Linked DNA regions of Homo sapiens: region 2 is linked to region 1. A link is a contact called in ENCODE Hi-C or POLR2A ChIA-PET data. All regions are on one chromosome and are shown on one strand. Each heading gives the region's core, a stretch centred on a gene start or an enhancer-like site at or near the end of the contact. The rest is flanking DNA. Distances are from core to core; before and after follow the strand shown. Region 1 has its middle 330 kb from the start of GTSCR1. Region 2 has its middle 380 kb from the start of GTSCR1.

Evidence for each region. A loop is a pair of places that touch in the nucleus more often than their neighbours do. ChIA-PET counts read pairs that join two places held with the same protein, here RNA polymerase II (POLR2A). Pooled maps may share reads with other maps.
Region 2: a loop to region 1 is called in a map of endothelial cell of umbilical vein, with 8 times the contacts of the local background. The contact joins two enhancer-like sites. A Hi-C loop is called at or near these places in 3 of 168 maps with a recorded cell type or tissue (endothelial cell of umbilical vein, pancreas and posterior cingulate gyrus) and 2 of 50 pooled maps. POLR2A ChIA-PET finds 5 or more read pairs at or near these places in 1 of 52 experiments (activated CD4-positive, alpha-beta T cell).

What each region holds. Positions count from the first base shown.
Region 1 is chr18:70,978,534-70,984,280 of GRCh38, forward strand. No RefSeq gene overlaps it. Among named protein-coding and RNA genes, the nearest start is that of GTSCR1, 330 kb to the left of the region's middle. Within about 2 kb of position 3,023, at least 2 of the 41 ENCODE cell types and tissues checked have a DNase peak (open chromatin) inside an H3K27ac peak, as active enhancers do; they include endothelial cell of umbilical vein, where a contact is called at or near this core.
Region 2 is chr18:71,033,008-71,038,836 of GRCh38, forward strand. It overlaps the pseudogene LOC100421257. Among named protein-coding and RNA genes, the nearest start is that of GTSCR1, 380 kb to the left of the region's middle. Within about 2 kb of position 3,929, at least 2 of the 41 ENCODE cell types and tissues checked have a DNase peak (open chromatin) inside an H3K27ac peak, as active enhancers do; they include endothelial cell of umbilical vein, where a contact is called at or near this core.

The sequences.
Region 1 (5,747 bases), core at 1,773-4,272:
AAGATCCCAATAAATGCTGTTTGAAATAAAACACAGCACAAAAAAAACAAAAAACAAAAACAGAAGTGCATAAATTTCAAATTTCAAAAACAAAAATTGCATAAATGTTACTAAAATAAGTAAATCTAATAATAATGTACATAATTTTATAGCTTGTTATGGTTTTCATATTTTTAAATATAGATTTCATATGAAATACCACCAATATTTAAGATGGAGGATTAGTGTCCCATGAAAAGACATAGAAATATTTCACCCAGGGAAACAAGTGACTTCTTCAAGGTAGATACCAACTAAGAGGTAGAGGTGAGATTTGCATCCATGCCTTCATTCTTAATCAATAGCCATATCTTCTTATCAAAGTTAGTTTTGGAGATAAAAACAACTTTTGAGTATGTCTGTTCCAACCACCTCATTGGGAAATAGGAGATATGTGATCTAGAGATTAATCTTCTCAAGGTTGTATAGCTTGGGGATGTGAGATTTGGGACCAGAATCACAGTCCTTGGGTTGTTGTCATTTTAATTCTCCAAAAATATTCAAAGAGAAAGTATTAAACATATGTCACATAAACAAATATAAATTTTTGTGTACTCAGAATATTTTCTGATTATTGTATCTATATAATTCAGTTGTTCTAGAATTTTTAATATATCTTAAACACACAACTACATGAAAACTTAATTAAATCATCAACACCAATTTATAATTAAATTATATCAAACGTGAACTTAAGTGTGGTCAATTTCAAAAATAAGATGAATTTAGGACTCAAAAATATTGACATTTTAGGCAGATTTCTGGAAGGGACACACTTCAGTATAAAAATGTCAATGTGTATAGATCTTAAATTCTTTTTGGCTTTGAATTCATATAAAATCAAATGCCTCATTGTGGATAACTTATTTTTATGTTGGCCATGGAATAATGATAATAAAATTACCATTTACATTTAGATAATACAGAATTTTTAAAGCAAAATTTAAATTTTAATATAGCTCTGTGCCAGTAGCTGTTTTGTCAGTTGAAGAATCTGAATCCAAAAATTATACATGAAACTTAGAGCTTGGTTCTCCTGTCTCCCAGTCTAATAGTTTGTAACTATGATAAAAGACATAATTTCCTCATGTTAACTCCTAAACATATGGCAATACATGGACATAAACAAGAACATCATGAGTTGATAGAGTACTTGAAGCTAAATTTAGCAATTAACACATTCAATATTTTCCATGTACTATCACTGATCCAAGAATTTTACATTGATTATTTTATTCAATTATCAAAGCAACTTGAATAGTTAATGATGACTATTATCCAACTTATGTAAGAAAAAAATGAGATTTAGCAAGGTTGTTACTTGCAAAATGTTGAATACTCAGAAAGTAACAGAGCTGAGATTTGAGTGCAGAGGTAGTCTAGCTCTTGCACTCTTCTGCCTATATTAAAGAAGTGAGGAAAAAAATATAGGTGGAAGAGTTCAGAAAGGATAGATTGTACTTTGTTGATTTTATAGTCAAAAAGCCTGACAAAGTTTAAGGATATATAATATACCAGAATATATGCATTACAGATTTAATCCTTTTATACTTGTTTTATGCTGTGAGTATACACTTATCCTCTGGTTCACATAGAGCAATTTATTACATGTGCTCCATTGCTCACAAAGATAATAAACGTAGAAGAGGATAGGCTTTCAATAAAATTAGCAAGGGAGGTTCCTCTCCATAACATAGCATCTTGGCTCAAAAAATCTGGAGCCAAATAGCCTAGATTCAGATCCTAGCTCAAAACAATTACTAACTGTGTTACCTTGGTTAAATTTCTTAAGGTATTCCCCCAATACCTTAAGGTATTGGGGCTTACGGTATTGAGGCTTAAGGTATTACTTGGAGCCTCAGTTTTTTCTTCTGAAAAATGGGGATAAAAACACTTTCTATCTCATAGGATTGTAGCAAAGATTAAATGAGTTACCTTAGGGTAGTGTTAAGTCCACAGTACAAAACCATTAAAATTGCTAGAGGTCTTTAAAAAGTACTTGTATTAGTTAGCTTAGGTTGCAATAACAAAATAGTATAGACCAAATGGTTTGAACAAGAATTTATTTCTCACAGTTCTGGAGGCTGGAAAGTCCAAGATCATGCTATGGTGTTGGCCAATTAAGTTCCTGATGAGGGCTCTCTTTCTGGTTTGCTGATGGTCACCTTCTGGCTGTGTCCTCATATGGCAGAGAGGGAGTGAGTGAGAGAGAGATAGAGAGAGAAAGAGAGGGAGCAAAAGAGAGAGAGACAGAGAGGGGGTGAGAGAAAGAGAGAGAGAGAGTGAGAGAGAGAGAGAGAGAGAGAGGGAGAAGGTCTCTGGTGTCTCTTCTTATAAGGACACTAACCCCCAAATGAGGGCCCCATCCTCATGACCTCATCTAACCCTAATTAGCTCCCAAAGACCCCATCTTTAAACTCCATCATATTAGGGGCTAGTGGTTCCACATATGAATTTTAGGAGAACAGAATTCTATTAATAGCACTATTATTTATTACTTATGTGCCAGGCACTTGACAAATATCATCTAATTTTATCATCACATTAATCATGTGATGTTGGGCATTATTATTCCTGTTTTATACAGGAGGAACTTGGGCCAAGGTAGTCTGAAGGGATAGGGCCTGGTCACTACATCCTCCTCACTGAGGGAGCCCAGTGATGTAGTGTACTTTGGCGTCATTACCCACTGTTGTTTCCTTAAAACCATGTATATATCCCTCTATTAACAGCCTCTCAAATTACAGCATGGAATTGTCCTACTTTCCTGTTGGGATTCTGACTGATATAGTAATTGGGGGAAGAACAAGCCAGGAAACTTACCCTCAAAGTGGGATTCTGGGAGTGGGTGCCTCACATGTTTGAAGAGCTAGCAGATAGCCTCCCTACTGGAAGGAGACAGGGCCAGCATAATACAATGCATCTGGTGGCATCTCCATTTCCCAGATTCTCATCTGTGCTGGCACAGGGCAATGTGCAGGTGCAGCTGGAGGGTCAGATATCAAGACAGCTAATGGCAGTGACACTTAGTCACTATGGTGACTATACAATGGGAAAGATAGTAATCTGACTTCTAATGGAGCCAGACAGCAGACAGGAAACAGAGGAAATAAAAGCTGTTTGTGTCTAATAGAGAAAGCAAGAGGATAATCGGAAACTCATGTTGTTGACTTTGAAGAAGTCCCTCATCTCTGATATCTGCAAGACATACATGCCTACGGATCAAACCAAGAACCTGAGTATAAGGGTGGAAGAGCCAATTAAATCGTCAAACCCCACACTTGCGGAGAGAAGTGGGATGCTAATATCTGCTAAGAAGACAGATAGACAGTAACTGAGGACTCATCCTCCAAACCCTCTGAATCTCCCTCGATGAGAGGCAGATCCTCCGTACCCTGTCTGGGGAACCAGCTTCCTCTACATAAAGTGGACTCAGTAAATGTACCTGGGTCAGATTCTTTATATGGGGTGCCTGGTATATTGACTCCTCTTCTACTACTTGTCATTGCCACCAGGTTCATAGCTAGAATTATATCCCAGTGCATGAATAATAGACAGTATAAGGCCTGCCCCAAGAAGAGAACACATGAAACAGGAAAAGATATTTATTGCCATTATGCATTGCCATGATTACTCTTCACTGTCTAGTTTAAAGATAGTAACTGAGAATGGCACATGGATTCTCTGACCTCTGGAATATAAGCTATTATGAAGGAAAAGAAGAAGTTCTGGAACGAGTGTTCATGCTCCATCAAGGCAATAAGCCCAAAGCAATACCATGTCTCTGAGGGAAATGATGAAATTAGTGTCATTTTCAAAGGCTTCACAGATGCAGGGTTGCACTTCCTACCAAATCCCAATTTAAACTGCTTCTTTGGTTATGGCAAAAGCCAGATGGATCAGGAAGAAGGACAGGAAATTATTGTAACTTAATCAGATGGTGTTATCAATTTTAGCTGGATTTCTGGATGTGTTGTCTCTATTCTTACAAATCAGCACAGCCTCCGGCACCTGTTATTTTGCTCTTGATCTAGCAGATGCTCTTCCTCCATTGTTTTCAGTAGAAAGCAATTTGCTTCTAAAAGAGAGAGGAGTATACCTTAACTGAACAGCCTCAGAGCTGGGTCAGTCCTTCTGGTCCAGTCATAATAAAGTCCAGAAATATCTAGATTATTTTGAAATACCACTGAACAGTAAACTTAAAAAAAATTCATTAAGCTAATTGGACCCGTAAGTAGGAAATAGCAAGCGTGGTAGATAGTTTAGAAAGACACATGCCAGGGTCTACGAGATTAATCCTGCAAAGTGTCAGGGATTTGCCTCTTTGGTAAAGTTTCTAGGAATTTACTGGTTTTAGACACATCAGGTATCTTTTCAAGGCAAGAGACAAATCACCATGGTACATTCACACCCAGCAGGCCATATCTACAAGATAACCCAGTAGGTTGAGTGGGAAAGGGTTCCATAGTCCGAAGAATATAGCTGTCCTGATAATTGGGCCAGAGGACATCACACACTTAATGCTATTGGCACTGACTATGGAAGAGATGCAGTATAGAACACCTGTCATACCCCAATCCTCCCAATAGAAGGATAATAAAAACATCTTGACTTGCTACTGAGCATTGGTGGAGCTTCAGCAGCTGACCATGGGATACCAAGAAACTATGCCACTTTATGACAATTCAGGTCACAGATGCCAAGACAAGGTTTAAAATGCAGACTTGCTGGGAGAAATACTTGTAAGGGATAGGGAATGGGGGAAGCTGTGAGTCGGAGTAACTGGGAAGAGCATTCATTCAGATCACAATAAAGATGTGATAAGTGAAAAGAGAGAGGGGAGGCAGGAGCATTGAATAGAATAGTTCCAGATTGCAGTGCAATTCTGAGAAAGTTTTTTTCCCAGGCTGTTGGGAGGTCCAGGGCAAAAATTCACTATTAGTGTCCAGCACTGAGCAGAAATGACTCAACTCTAGTATTCCTGCTGTGCCCAGGCATCCACTAGGAGCAGCCCAGAGTCAGCAGGGCCTTGATGTTGATGCTGAAGCAGATCCTAAGGTGTGGCAAGAAGGGCTGTCAGTTGACGGCATACCTCACATCAGCATCTGGGGGAGATCTGAGGGCACACCACCCCCACCCACACTTCCTTTCATGAATTGATGTTTATATTGTTTCTCAAAACATGCACCTTCCATTATAAACTGGAAATGGTGAACATGAGATGGGCTCCTAACAGGTCTGGAAGGCTCAAGTAAACTTTAAGAGCAGGTGGCTCAGATATTCATGGTAATTAATCACCCTGTTTCAGCTTTGAGGGGGTTCCTATAACCTGATAATGGTCGACTAAAGACATTTCATGGTAAACTGGTGCCAGTTAAAACTGAGAGGCTGTGGAATTATGGCCTCATTCAGATTGGTGCTATAAGACATTGATGAAGAGAATGCCACGGGCAGAAGTTTGGGTAGTGTATCAGCCCACTTTATGTGGAAAGAGAAATAGCCTGAGGCATGTGTTTACATTGATGTGTGGGCAGGAGTTAATTGTTTGGCTGGCTGGACAAAGACTTGGAAAGAATAAGATCTAAAAGCTAGTGACAAAGACATCTAAGAGAAAGATGAAAGGGGAATAGAGTATAAAAATATTTGCAACCCACACAAGATGCCTATCTGAGGATATTGACGCTTAAAAAAAGAAGAAATAAAGATGC
Region 2 (5,829 bases), core at 2,679-5,178, 55 kb after region 1:
TTACCTCATGGTCAGGAAGAAGAGTCATGCTGGCCCTCAGATGATTTAACACCCCCACTGTGGGCCATCCTCACAGATCAAAAGCAGTGGCAAGAGTTCCACATTCACTTCTCTGAGGTTAAATTGGTGTTGATAGGGAAGCATGCTTTCTCTTAAACTGTTTTTCAAATTTTATCTAACATGAATGAAATTCATCTTGCAACATTTGTAGTGCACAAAAGAGTAGCTATCGGAATGACCTGTGTTACTTTTGCTAACTGGGTTAAATATTTTGCTAGCTGGTTAAACGTTAATATTTACCAACATGGAACTCTAAGGGAGGATAAGTAAGAGTGCTTTTCTAAATTGGCACTGGCTCCACTGTAATTGGACTTTTCGAGATTTTTGTGTTTGGTTTCTTTATTCTTTACTCAGGTTTAAACCTTAGGAAGGGAAATCTTTGGTCTTAATACTTGTAAGTGATGAAGATTAGTTAAATGTTATGCTGACATATTTAAGAAATTTAAGATAATAGAGAAACAGTCTGACCCAAGAAAATGAAAATATGAAATGTTTAAATTAAGCTTTGAAAACCAGGTCAGGCCTGGCCCACATGGAATGAACAGTTAAGCATTTTAGCATTACAAAGCTAATTGGGCATATCCTTTGATATTTTTGATGCTCTACCATTTAAGAGCTGGTACTTTATAAAATATAAAAATGGGTGGTATTTTTATTTCTTTTGTAAAGTGATTTTTCAGTGTTCTGTTTGAAGTTTAGGGTGATCCTATTTCTATATAATACAATAATAGATTTCACTCTATTGATCTATCTACTTACAGCTTGGTTGAGGTTGTACATTCTAAGGATCAGTTCACATATGATACCTTGCCTGTAACAATGCTAATACAAAGTCTCTTTGCTAAAAAATTACTTCTGTGATACTTTTTTTGGATTAATAGATGCATTCAAGTTTTACATGAGGCCTAGAGCAAGAGAGAGTACTATAGCAAGTTCAAGCTATGGTTCAAGATGCTCAGAGAATAGATTATGATCTAAGAGATTGAATTGGGCTGGGCCTGATGGCTCAGCCTATAATCACAGCACTTTGGGAGGCTGAGGCAGATGGATCACTTGAGGTCAGGAGTTTGAGACCAGCCTGGCCAACATGGTGAAACCCGGTTTCTACTAAAAATACAAAAAAAAATTGCTGGGCATGGTGGTGTGCCTGTAATCCCACCTATCGGGAGGCTGAGGCAGGAGAATTGCTTGAACTCAAGAGGTAGAGGTTGCCGTGAGCCCAGATTGTGCCATTACACTCCAGCCTGGGCGACAGAGCAAGACTCAGTCTCAAAAAAAAAAAAAAAAAAAAAAGAAAGAAAGATTGGATTGTGCTGAAGATAAGTGTTATACCTGTAAATGTGAGTGACAGCACAGACCTCTAGAGTTCTCAAGCAGAGCCATACCCTCCATGGTACAAAGTAACTTTCCATTTAGAAAACATCTCTTAATGTGCTACTGGTCATTGATAGAACCTGACAACTGACAATGGGACATGGGGCAGAGCCTATGCAATCAAAATTTTGTGGCATGAGCTGGATATTATTAGATCCACTAATTCATAAGGACAGGTGATAGTTGAACAATCCATTAGATGAAGGACGTGAGTATTTGGAACTAGCTTGAGTTGTTTTAGGAGGAGTAAGTAAATTACATGAACAAGTGACTTAGACTCCCATGTTACCACCTTTGTGGTTCAGTTCATACCTGGGGCTTGCTGAGATTCCTCATGACCAAATAACTGAGGAGGAGTCTTGGTTCTTATTTACAAATGAATCTGTATGAGATATTAGAGCTAGCTAGCCAGAAATAAACTGCTACCATATCACACTCCCAAAGTAAGGCTGAAAGGTCAGTGGTGAACGGAAATCTTCTCTGTGGGCAAAGGTTGGTCTTCCAGTTGATACGGAAGAAAGGCAGCCTTAGGTAAACACACTTCAAATGCGAAATGGCTTGGTGAGTTGTTTTGAAGCCTAAAGAAACAAACCTGAAAAATCTGTCAATAGCAGAGATTGATGCTGAGCCCCTCATATATCACTGTTGCTCAGTCTAGAGTTTAGTTACTTGGCTAAGGTTGGTTTCTTAGTTTTCACAAATGCAATGTGATAAGATAGTAGTAACTAAAATTGGGTGAAGGTCATATAGGAACTCTCTGTACTATCGTTGTAACTTGTCTGTAAATCTAATATTCCAAAATAAATAGTTTATTACAAAAGAGTCAATGGCATGAATAAAATGAGAATAAACCTCATTTAGTGAAAATATCTGTTCTTTTCAAGATAAGTATGATTCAAGTACTGAGAAGGCCCATTGGAAAATTTCCTTTTACTTTTTCATCTTTTAAAAATTTCTGTTTGGTTAGCCAAGCACTGTTTAACCAAGAGTTGTCATGATTTAAATATATCAGTCCATACATTTAGATATCCAAACATTTTTTTCTTGATATTAGGTTCTATTCTAAAAAATAATATTTTCATCAAAATGTGCATCAAAACAACCTAGTTAAATAGATCTGAATATTTCTGAGAGAAGAGTAGAAATAAGCTCAATATAGCATTGATTTCACTATGCAATATTGAGCATATTATCCTCAAATGTATATTTTTATGCTGTCAATGAAATGAAATAAATGTATATTTTTATGCTGTCAAAGAAAAGAAATAAATGTATATTTCTATGCTGTCAATGAAATGAAACCAAAACAAAACAAAATAATACACTCATTATTTTTGGCACACAGTCCTCCTCTACTGCTTTCTTTCTGACTGTCAAATGCAGCAAAGAAGAACTGACTAAACCTGAGTAAATTCTGATTATATTGTGTGGGTGAGGGAAAAAATTCTAGAGTTGGGAAACTTGGATTCTGTGTTTCGAATAAATCACAAAACCTTGTTTAATATGGGTGTCTTCATAATATAGTACCTATCTCATAAGCTTTATGACCAGGTCTAAAAGTTAATGCATAAATTATTTGTAACGGTGCCTAACATCTAAGACAGCGCCCTAGAAATATAATTTAATGTTTTTGGAAATCCATTGTAACCAAATCCACTATTACTTAGAGTCTGCCAATTCTGTCTATACAAAGACCACCAAGAACATATCTGTACCTGAAAAAGTTGGGTTTATTGTTTATTGCAGAGAGAGAAGATGCATTCCATGGGGTTGGGCAACAGTTTTCAAATCTAGTACTCTTTTCACAGCATCTTGCTGACTAGATGGTATTTAGAAGTGCATGCTTCAGTTGCACCATGATGTTTAAAGAACTCTTCAAGCTGCCACCTGAAAACTGTCCTTGGAATCAGATGTAGAGTTGAGTCTGTTACACACCTGAAGTAGGATGTGTGTGTTAAAATCATGAGTATGGGACAGACGTGATCCTGCTTAACTGGTAGATACAGAAATCTTAGAGTTTCAGCATATGAACTCTTGTAGATACAAGCAACTCTGAACACCAGAGCAAAAACATGAATTCTGCCCTGCCCCAAGAGGGGTGGTAAATGACATGTCTATAGTGCTTCTTTGCTTAAGAATTGAAGAGCTGTATTTGCTATTTACAGGACGTAATGAATGACAGTTGGGAAACTTCTCTTTTAACCCTTTAAGTCTGTTGCATAGAAGTCAGCCCTTCTGATAACTTCTATTTTCCATTCCCTTGTTCCTCACTTTCTCTTTGATAGTCATTTTCTAATCACTCCCATTGTTGTTAGGTGGCTATTGATTTTCCAGTGATGACAATCTTTAAACAGTAGTTTACTTTCCCCAGGCTTTAGGTCATTCTGGAGCTATGTCCACCTATGTGAGCCCAGTACATATTTCACATGCCAGAGCTCTAAGTAAACTCTAAATAACAGAATATATGATGAGTGAAAATGTGCTCACAAGTAGCCTCACTCAGTGAATATGTAAGTACTAAAAGGGACTTTCTGGAGGCTTTGGCTTAAAACAGTGACTGTACTGAAGGGAATTTCAGACAGAATAGGAAACAATGGGCTATTTTGAAACAGATATGATCTTGTGCCGCCTCATGGATTCTCACATCCTCCAACTGCTGATAAGATTGTGATTAAATATTTTCTGTCAAGAAATTGCTGGAGAAAATTGCTGAACCATAACTATACTCCCAAGGCTATGAGGAACAAGCAGCCACCCTGCCGATGTGAATTTGCTTCTGTCTTTATGACATATATCTAATTCTATCTTGAAAGATTTGCTTGAATTGTCTTTTCATCCATTTCTTGATCCCTCTTAATTTTTCTCTCTAAATTACATCTTCATACATGTTTTCTTTCTGAAGAATAAAACATTCACTTATTTCAAGTAGTAAAACCAGTCGAAAAATCTCTCCTTATGTAACTTTTCACACTTGTAACTATTGTCATTCTCTCTAGAAAAACAAAATAGTCTTCTTAGTATTTTTTCTTTATACTCTTGTAGTAATTTTACAAAGTTAGGACTCTGAAAATGATTATGAAAAATGCCTTTCTCTGCCTTGGGGTATATGACTGATAGTGAATATTTACCATAAAACCAGTGGTTTTAATTTATCCACCAGTAACTTCATCTTTAATAATATGAAATTGGAAATGCCGACATTCTGTGGTGACAGTTTTGCTTCAATTGCTATGAGCTCGTATAAGTAATTGAAGAGACTTATAAAGGCAGTTATTTTCTATGTTCATTGTGAAAAATAATATCTAGTAAATGTGGTTTTTCTAATGGCAGCATGATCTCCCAAAAGTAATACTGGAGAAACTTAAAAAGCCAGAGAGAAATTCTGATTTTAGGAAGCAGCCATAATAGTATGAGAAATTCCTGGGGAGATTAAAGACTATCTTAAGCTGGCATATGAAGGGTAGGGTAGTCTGTGGGTAATTGCAGCCGGGGAAGAGGACAGGTTAAGAGGACAGTGAGGGCTTTGATTGGATAACTTTTTTTTTGGTAAACTTAAGGTATAAATTGCCCCCATCGCCTTTTCTCATCAGTTCTCCTGCCTCACACGATAACCGGTGTTCTGATTTTTATCACCATAGATGAGTTTGACCTATTCTTAAACTTAATATACACAGAATTATAAAGTATATATATTTCTCTGCCCGGTTTCTTTTACACAGCATGTCTGTGAGATTCATCCATGTTGTCAAATGTACCTGAGTTTATTCCATTTTATTGCTAGATCATGTTCCATTATATAAATAGAGCACAATATTTTTTTCCCTTTCTCTGGATAGACATTTGAGTTATGTCATGTTTTAGGCTATTATGGATAAACCATGCATGGATATTCTTTTGTGATGCTTTTTGTGGATATAAGCTTTTACTTACAAAGGAAACTGTTTGGAATGGAAATTCTGGGTCATAGTATGGGGCACAATGTATTACATTTTATAAGAAACTTTCAAAGAGTTTTCCAACACAGTTGTACCATTGTTAACATTTATCAGCAATGTATGAGAGTTCCAATTGCTCTACATTCTTTTCAAGATTTGGTATTGATAGTCTTTTTAAACTGAAACGGTATACTGAGGGTGAGGCAATATCTTCTGGTTTTTCATTTTCAATTATCTGATAACTGGATTTGGAGTAGTATCACATGTGCTTATTGGTCATTTATAGAAATTCTTGTTTTTTTTTGAATTGCTAACATCTTTTGCCCACTAAAAAAAATTGAAATGTCTTTTTATTTTCGATTTAAGCCAAGTTTTTAATATTTGTTACTATATACAAATCCTTTTTCAGATATATTTATTGCAAATATTTTCTGCCCATCTGCTGGTTTTCCTTTTCACT